2 separate regions of the Homo sapiens genome follow, and region 2 is linked to region 1. A link is an interaction called in ENCODE POLR2A ChIA-PET data of the cell type or tissue named here. Cell type or tissue: A673. All regions are shown on one strand. Each heading gives the region's core, and the rest is flanking DNA. Links, peaks and the distances in the headings are about the cores only. Region 1 overlaps DCLK2 (doublecortin like kinase 2). Region 2 has its middle 16 kb from the start of DCLK2.

Evidence for each region. Peaks named below come from ENCODE experiments on the same cell type or tissue, not always from the same donor. Only the 100,000 strongest peaks of a DNase experiment are listed, where the experiment ranks them.
Region 2: POLR2A ChIA-PET joins it to region 1 with 8 read pairs; 6 of 35 experiments call an interaction of 5 or more read pairs at or near these places.

Annotation. Positions count from the first base shown.
Region 1 is chr4:150,228,061-150,232,461 of GRCh38, forward strand. It overlaps DCLK2 (doublecortin like kinase 2), which reads left to right. Exons shown (of 16, transcript NM_001040260.4): 9 at 4,277-4,396. Among named protein-coding and RNA genes, the nearest start is that of DCLK2, 150 kb to the left of the region's middle. In A673, for the core only: no CTCF peak of the experiment used is centred there; DNase peaks (open chromatin) are centred at 1,651 and 2,691; H3K27ac peaks cover 795 bases.
Region 2 is chr4:150,060,259-150,064,659 of GRCh38, forward strand. No RefSeq gene overlaps it. Among named protein-coding and RNA genes, the nearest start is that of DCLK2, 16 kb to the right of the region's middle. In A673, for the core only: no CTCF peak of the experiment used is centred there; no DNase peak of the experiment used is centred there.

The sequences.
Region 1 (4,401 bases), core at 87-4,086:
CCAGTCTCTGCCTCCGTCTTCACGCTGCCTTCTTCTCTGTCTGTGTGAAACTTCCCTGTGCTTCTCTAGGAACATTTGTAGTGGCATTTAACCCTCTCCCCGCCACAATCCAGGGTTATCTCTCCACTGCAGAACCCTTCATCACATCTGCAGAACTCTTTTCCCAAGTAAGGTAATATTTGCAAGTTGCAGGGATTAGGACTTGATGTCTTTGTGTATCCATTATTCAGTCTGTTGCGTATATTTATCACAGAAATCACGTGGTGATTTGTACATTTTCTCTCTCTCACCACTTTCTCCTCAGCAGTGTGCTCCGAGCAACACAGACACCAGCTGTGAAGCCATTGTGGGCAGCACAGTGCGTGATGTGTCTACTCCTTCACGTGAACACTTTGGTACCTACTGTTTGTTAGTAACTGTGCTAGTTGCTGGAGAGTGAGGTAACCAAAACCTCCACAAGCTCTCAGTTCCAGAGGGTTAGAGACCAGCACACAAACAGTTGAAAGATGGTGGGATGAGAGCTGTGATTCGGGGCTATGAGAGCAGGTGAGAGGACTACCTGACCCAGCTGTGAGTGAGCAGGGGAGGTGACTTAGAAGAGGAGAGATCTAATCTGGTCCCGAGAAGTATATAGGAGTTTGCCAAGAAGTAGATAAAGAAAGTTCCAGATAAAACTATGGCTGGGGCCGGGCGCGGTGGCTCACGCCTGTAATCCCAGCACTTTGGGAGGCCGAGGCGGGTGGATCATGAGGTCAGGAGATCGAGACCATCCTGGCTAACAAGGTGAAACCCCGTCTCTACTAAAAATACAAAAAATTAGCCAGGCGCGGTGGCGGGCGCCTGTAGTCCCAGCTACTCGGGAGGCTGAGGCAGGAGAATGGCGTGAACCCGGGAAGCGGAGCTTGCAGTGAGCCGAGATTGCGCCACTGCAGTCCGCAGTCCGGCCTGGGCAACAGAGCGAGACTCCGTCTCAAAAAAAAAACAAAAAAAAAAACTATGGCTGGAATGGTGGCTCATGCCTGTAATCCCAGCACTTTGGGAGGCTGAGGTGGGAGGATTCCTTGAGCCCAGGAGTTCGAGACCAGCCCTGGCAATATAGTGAGACCCCATTTCTGCAAAAAAATAATTAACTGGGTGCACACCTGTGGTCCCAGCTACTCAGGAGGCTGAGGCGGGAAGATTGCTTGAGCCTGGGAGGTTGAGGTTGCAGTGAGCTGGGATCACACCACTGCATTCCAGCTTGGGTGACAGAGTGAGCCTCTTCTCAAAAAAAGAAAACTACCTGTGCAAATGCCTAGAAGTCTAGGTAAGGGATTGGCAAGAGGAACAGAGAGAACTGAATGGATGAATGGATGGATTCAGAGGCCACCAAGGAGGTAAATGGGCAGACATTGGTGATTGTGGGTATATTATCCACCCGAAAGGAGGAATCGGTGCAATTCCTGTTTCTGCTTGGGACAGCCAGGTTTGTTGAATAAGATGGAGAACACAGAGGAAAGGACTGCTTTATGGGCTGGGATGGGTTGAGACAAGATGATTAGTCTGGTTTGAGAGAGTTGTTTTGTCTCCTATTATACCCCCCCATTCCTCTCTCTTTGTACGTTAAAAATCACCATGTCCAAAGATAAGGCAGTGTCCTTTGCCAAGTTAGCAGTTTTGTCATTTACTCTCACTCAGAACTGTGGAACACTGCCATGAAATGATTCATATGTAAATTATTTGGAGTTAGAATCATGAATCACTTAACATATATAATGGTAGATAATTGAATAATGTAAGTTCAGTATGGCTCAAGACAAAAGAGATATTCATATTATATTTAGAAATATTCTCTTGGAAAATTTAGTCTAGAGAGCATTTTTTACATATTAGAAACAAAGACTACATACAGGTTGCACAAGAAATAGATAACGTTTGTAACGATTTTTATGCAGTACTTTATTTTGCTTCTGATGATGATTAGTTTCAAAAGTGGATTGTTCCTTCATAGACAATTTTACAGGGACAGCAAGAGGTTGAGAAAGGCTAACAGCTCCCATGTTTTAACAAAAACATTCACTCTGTGCTTAGAATATTAGCCATTGTCAAGTAGAATTCAGTAGGCTAATAAGTGGTGGAGGAAATGTTGCTGCAGTATTTGAAAGGTAACACTGCTGATGGCCCTTAGGAGAAGTTCCACAATGTATCCCAGAAGACCTTCTGTTGTGCCTTTTATTGAAAAAGATAATAACTTTTGGGAGTTGTAGTCTCCTTATGTGGTAGATATCTTATTTACTTCAATTTGAGAGAGATTCTTGGGGTACTGGTGAGGGGATTATCTTACAGATATCACTAAATTAGCAACACAAACACAGCCCCCAGGGAGAGGCGAATATATAGACTCTTCTAACTTTGGGTAAAATGAGGAGCAGGAAGGAGAATTGAAGTGATAGATTCATTTAGCTTTAAAATAAAAAACCTATTTAATGACAGTAGCAACTGTTGTCTTTGCTTCACACGGAGGGAAATAAATTGATGTGCTTGCTTATACATGTTCACAAAAGTGTATCTAACCCTGCTTTTTAGTGTGATTGAGGATATGCTTGGTGCAGATGATCCAAAAGCTTCAAAATATGTGAATCAATGGAGAGGGTTTGCCAAGTCTTTTGTCTTTGCAACCATGAGGGGCTGGCTGTACAGCTGCTTCCCAAGGGAGGAAACGGGGCTCTGTCTGCTGCTCTGTAACTTAGACAGATGGGCTTGGAGACAGATAGGAGACCCTGTTCTTGACTTCCCAGCTGTGGTTTACTGGGGTCTAAGAAACACCATTCTTCAGATTTTGAAGCGTTTGTTGAGTCCTGAGCCAGTCAAAGACTTCCTAGCCCTGTTCATTAAAAGAAGCATAGATTCTCCTCCTTGCACAAACCCTGGTGTGATTCTTAACCCCCAAATCAGTGTGGTGCTACTGCATGCTCTTATCTTTTTAAGGAATTAAATATTTTCAGCTTACAGCTATAATTTTTATTTTGAAGAATTCCAACTTGGCATTTACTGAATTCTTCCCCTTTGGAAGGTGATAATGTGTGTATAAGAAAGATGGGCTTGGATGTCAGAAACCTAGTTTACATTCAACCTCCAGTGACTGTTTCCAAGGATAAAGTGTTCAAACATTACACAAGTACCTTACACAGCTACTAACAAACAGTGACTAGATTCCTAGTAAATGTTGGTTTCTTTCTTTCCCATACTTCTGTTTAGCAAATTTGCACTGTCACTCGCTAAGATTTATTGAGTGACTGCTTGGACAAGCACAGTGCATTCAGTGCTCAAGAAACACAACCTACCATGTGCAGGAGCTTGAAACAGATTTTTCTCCACATGTTATTTATTCATTTGTTATAATTTCTATTTCCAGCTATTGTCCAAAAGGGTGAGGTGGCTCTTAGCTTCATGCATCCATGTGTAAAAATACATGTACACATGTTGAGAGGTCTTAATGTCTCATTTAAAACACAGCAATCATTGTTCATGATTCATGGGTTGACGTATTAAGAATAATTCGTTAATTCTGTAAGTAAACATTTTGCTACAGTGCTGATCCCAACTGTGTTACTCACCAGGATTGATAATCAGGTGGTGTTTTCAGAGGAGAGTGATTAGAGCTAAAATGAGAATAGTGGTCCCCGTGGTTCTGTATGTTTTCAGATTTCTGAAATACAAGATGTTAAAGAACATCCATCTGGTGAATGATTTCATATCCAGTCATAGAGGAAGAAAGTTCTTTTTTTCATAAATTTCAGCATGAAATTCAAATTCATGTTAGTAACAGTTTAAAAACTAAAAATGCTTAATGCCAGAAGTTAGATTTCATAAGCATGCCAAGTTTTCTTATATGCCTAGTCTTTATTTGTGAGTGTATACCGAAATCAAAAAGTGGCTCTGGCTGAATTACAAAGCACAGAGCTGTGTGCTGAAGCTTTCATAGCATCACAACCTCTTAAGGTGTTAGAAATAATGACAAGCGAGAAGACAGTATGCTTAATACACCACAGAAGCACCATGGAGCCTTTTGGGGGATGTTTAGGAGTCTGTATCTTTTTGGTAATGTCAATAATATGTTCACACTGACCCTGTCCCTACAGGGACAATTAGGTCAGGTTTAGTTGTCTTTGTGCCAAGAGCAATGCTTTCTTTGGCATCAGATCCACAGGCTGTGTTTGTTTTGCTGTCCTCCAGGCCTTCGAGAGCAGAGGGTTCTGTGATTTCTGATCTCCTCTCTATACCGTTCATTTGACAGGAACACCTGATTGAGAATGAAGTGTCAATACTGCGCCGAGTGAAACATCCCAATATCATTATGCTGGTCGAGGAGATGGAAACAGCAACTGAGCTCTTTCTGGTGATGGAATTGGTCAAAGTAAG
Region 2 (4,401 bases), core at 287-4,286, 170 kb before region 1:
AGGCTCAGGTTAACCCCACCTATTCCACAAATTCTTCTCATAACTTTCCCACCAGAAGTAATCTTTCTTTCTCTTTTACCCACATCTCACTCAGTGTGTGTCTTAGTCCGTTTTCTGCTGCTATAACAGAATACTAGAGATTAGGTAATTTATAAACAATAGAAATTTATTTGGCTCATGATTCTGGAGGCTGGCAAGTCCAAGAGTCTGGTGATGGCCTCTGATGAGAACCTTCCTGCTGCACTATCCCATGGCAGAAGATAGATGGTAGAGGGCAAGTGAGCAGAGCACATAAGACAGAGGAAATCTGGCTGAACTCATCCTTTTATCAGGAGCCCACTCCCTCAATAACTCACTCATTCCTGTAATAAGGGTGTTAATCCATTCATAAGGACAGAGCCCTCCTGACCTAATCAACTCTAAGATCCCACCTCTTAATGCCATCATAAATGCAATTAAATTTCAACATGAGTTTTGAAGGAGGCATTCAAGCTGCAGCAGCATGTAATTCCGTTGTAATACTTCCTAAGGTACTTATGTGTTTATCACTGGATTGGAAGCACACCAACAGTAAAGTTGCACTCTATGATACTGGAACAAGTAGGCCACTTTTGACGTATAAAAACAGCAATTTCGGGTAATTCAACTAACTACTATTGTATTTATTACTGCATCACAAATAATTATTTATTATTCATCTCTGTATCCTCCATAGCCTCTATTCACAATATTTTTCAGTAGTAGCTGCTCAGTGAATAATGCATGAGAATCCCAAATGAATGATGTACTACACAAAGCAATAAGTTTCAGGGAATGAGTAGAAATCCTTAGAGAGGAAGGGGAGGAGAGTACTAATTACTGGGTACATTTTTAAGCTAGAGAAGACAGGAAGACTTTGTGTTTTGCATACATAAATTTAATATTTACCACTATCTGCTATTACTTTCTCCCTTTGGCCTATTAGGAAACTGAAGCTTAGAGAAGTCTGAAAACTTGCTCAAGTCACATGGCTAATATGGGATCCCTTTGCTTGTCATACTCTAAACTCTTACTCAACATCATGCCAGGAAGCTATTTTAGCTGATGAAAAAAAATTTTGTCTCTTTGGAATAACATTTGTGACTGAGCAATGACAATCAGGTGATCATCAGTAGATAAATAAACACTGCTCTCATCAGGCAATGAAAACATTGTATTTTTGCTAGGCTAGGCTGGCAGAAGACCTGTACATCTGACTATTGATGTCCCACATGTGAATACAAATGGGTGTGTTAGACTCCATATATGCATACCTCAGATTTGCTTGGCTCCACCTCCTTGCTCAATAAAGAATCCTAGCCACTGCCATTCATTTCCCAACTCCCTGAGCTATCCCACATCTGCCTTGAGGGAAGGCCAGGCTTCAACATAATCTCCATTACACCCATAATGACAGGACCTACATCAGCCCTGGGACCCACGCCTAACCTACCTAGAGCCACAGAAGTTTTGCCTCTGGTAAAGTATAGTACCACCAGGCATGGACTCTGGCTTCCCCAAGGAGGGTGTATGATTCAGCTAGTATGTGTTACAGGAGGAACTGGAAATAATTCATTCAAGAGAATTTTTTTTTTTTTCGAGATGGAGTCTCACTCTATCACTCAGGCTAGAGTGCAGTGGTGCGATCTCGGCTCACAGCAACCTCTGCCTCCCGGGTTCAAGCAATTCTCATGTCTCAGCTTCCCAAGTAGCTGGGATTACAGGTGCCCACCACCACGCCTGGCTATTTTGTGTCGGGCACTGTTCTAGAACCTGGGGAATCCATGGTAAACCAAAGTTCCTATTCTTGAGATGCTCACATTCTCTTGGGGAACCTGAAGTTGTCTGGCTGGGAGCATGTGCTCTTACACTTTGTAGCATATTGCAAATTCCAGTGACCACCTGGAATTTCCATTGCAATATTTGGCAAGAAAAGATAAACTGAATATATATAAGGATCAGATATAACAAAAATGGCCCAAAACACTGCATCTCTAAGAGTTCTAATATAATCCTAAATAACAGTAGAGAGTGTACTGGGCATGTTCAATGTAGCAAAGAAAAACCACTCCTCATATTTTAAACGGAAAAGGATTTAACACATGGAATTCATTGTTAAGAAAATCCCTGACAGAGCTTGGTCTCTAGAAATGAATCCTAGATCTACTCCTTAGAATCAAGTCACTATTCCTCTGAGGCCACCACTGGAGCAATTGGGTTCGAGAACACATGGTCATAGCTGTAATAAAGAAATTAGGAAGTGGGAATCAAGAAGCTGAACATGGCCTTCAGCTTCCTCTCCACAAGGAGCTGGAGAATAAACACAATAACATTGCTACCAGAAAACTTCACAGTTCATGACTTTGTTTGCCAATGAAATCAGGCAAAAGTCGGGAAAATAGGCTCCACTTCAATTTTGCATCCCAGATCTCATGCAAGTATACCAAATTGGAAAAATCTGTCTTGGGAAATGAAATCTTCACCTTTCCAAACTCTGCAGTAGAGAAAAACATACTAGAAGAGTGATGAACTACAAATGGAATTAGCCAGTCCACAATATCTACCACATAGAATAAAAGACTGAGGTTACCATGCTGAGGGACCACTACGGAGCTACTAGTCAAGTCACATCTCCAGCTCAGTGCCTGGCACAGCATCTGACACACATTAGGTGCTCAACAAATATTTAATAGATAAAGGAATGAATCAATGAATAAATGCGTTGTGGGCAACATAAAAATGAGCCATAATTGCTTGTATCTTTTATGCTTTTTAAAAAATATATTCTTAAATGATGCAGTGATGGTTGGTTGTTCACTCCTTTCAAATACAAACTGTAATATTCTTGACTTTCCCATTTTCCTTCTTAATCTAAGGAACTTTTAGAAAACTCAGCAAGTAAAATAATTTTTTTTAAATGGAAGGAAGCTAGATTTTTCTCCTTCCTCTTGTTGGACAATGAATTTCCCTTTTGAACTTTTGTGGTTGTTGCTAAATGTTTCCTCCAAGGAGAAATCTTCCTATTTTGTTTATTTTTAGAAACTGAAGCCTCCATACAGAGAAAGCTCTTGAAAACTGGAATCTTAAAAGGGAAGTGCTAAGCAGTGTCTCTTTTTTTAAGCCCAGAATAGCAGCAACTTTGAATAGGTTATAAAATAATAGCCCTGTAATGGATCAACCTGATTCTCTTTGTTCTGACCAACAGATTATACAGCATTTTTCAAGACTACATTTCACTTTCTTTCCCTATGGCAGATAGACAACCAAATTCATTTACTCTTAACAAAACATTATCTACATGTTTTCCTTGCTTAAACTGGAACTAATTAGGATTGGTATTAAGTTATAGAAATTGTTATTACAGAATATTAGAACCAAAAGTAGTTTGAAGGGTCTTACCTTTTTACTCTCTTGTTTTTAGGTGAAAATACTGAGACACAGTGAGGTTGAGTATTATTCTGCATACTCAGCCTCCACCCCTTCTCTTGGTGACATTCTTTCACGTGTATTTGTTTGCCTGGTAAATATCTAGCATGTATGACACACAAAGCACCATGAGAGACCTTGTATGTAAGCAAGGTTTTACACATTCCCCAAAGACGGCCTTTAATAAGGCTGTATGTAAGTCCAACCACATAGGACTATAATCTACTTCACAAAATGACAAGCATCTTCATGATCGCTCATTCCTTATCTGGGATTTCCTCTACCAGGTACTCAACTCTTCTCCCTCTTCATGTTAAAATCTATCCATTTTTCAAAGCCCAACTCAACTGTTATTCCATTAAGACTTTCTCAAGCCCTCAACCATAATTAATGACTACCTTTTCTGAATTTCCACAGGATTTTCTTCAGTTGCCTATTATGGTATGTATCTGGTGGGGTAGATATTATGTAGTTGGATACATATCTACTTTTTCTTCTGGTTTCAGCAACATGGTAGACTAAGCTACTATGAAAACTATAAGTCCTTAGGAGCACTGGGTTTAAAATAGCCAAAAAAAAAAAAAAGTTAATTTTTAGCTGATCTGTCCAGAAGAAACAGGAGTCCCCAAGGGCCAGACGGCCAGAAACACGGAGGGAATTAAAAGCCAGACTGATAAATATAAGAAGTGAGACTGCGACAACCTTGGGAGGTGAATGGAAGCAGCAGTATTGATTTGGTAACAACTAGGGTTTTAATGCCATCAGGTCCAGAAGGCCTCTTATCCTCACCTGAGCAGAGGCCAGGAACTGAGATGTCTATATAAAGCTAGGCCCCTCAAAAGCTTTAATCCCTGCCAAAGAGTACTAAAAATCTCAGCCAACAAGATCAAGCAGATGACAATTAAATCTGTTTGGGGGAAAAATAAGTCTTTTGTGAGAAAAAATATTCCAAGCCTG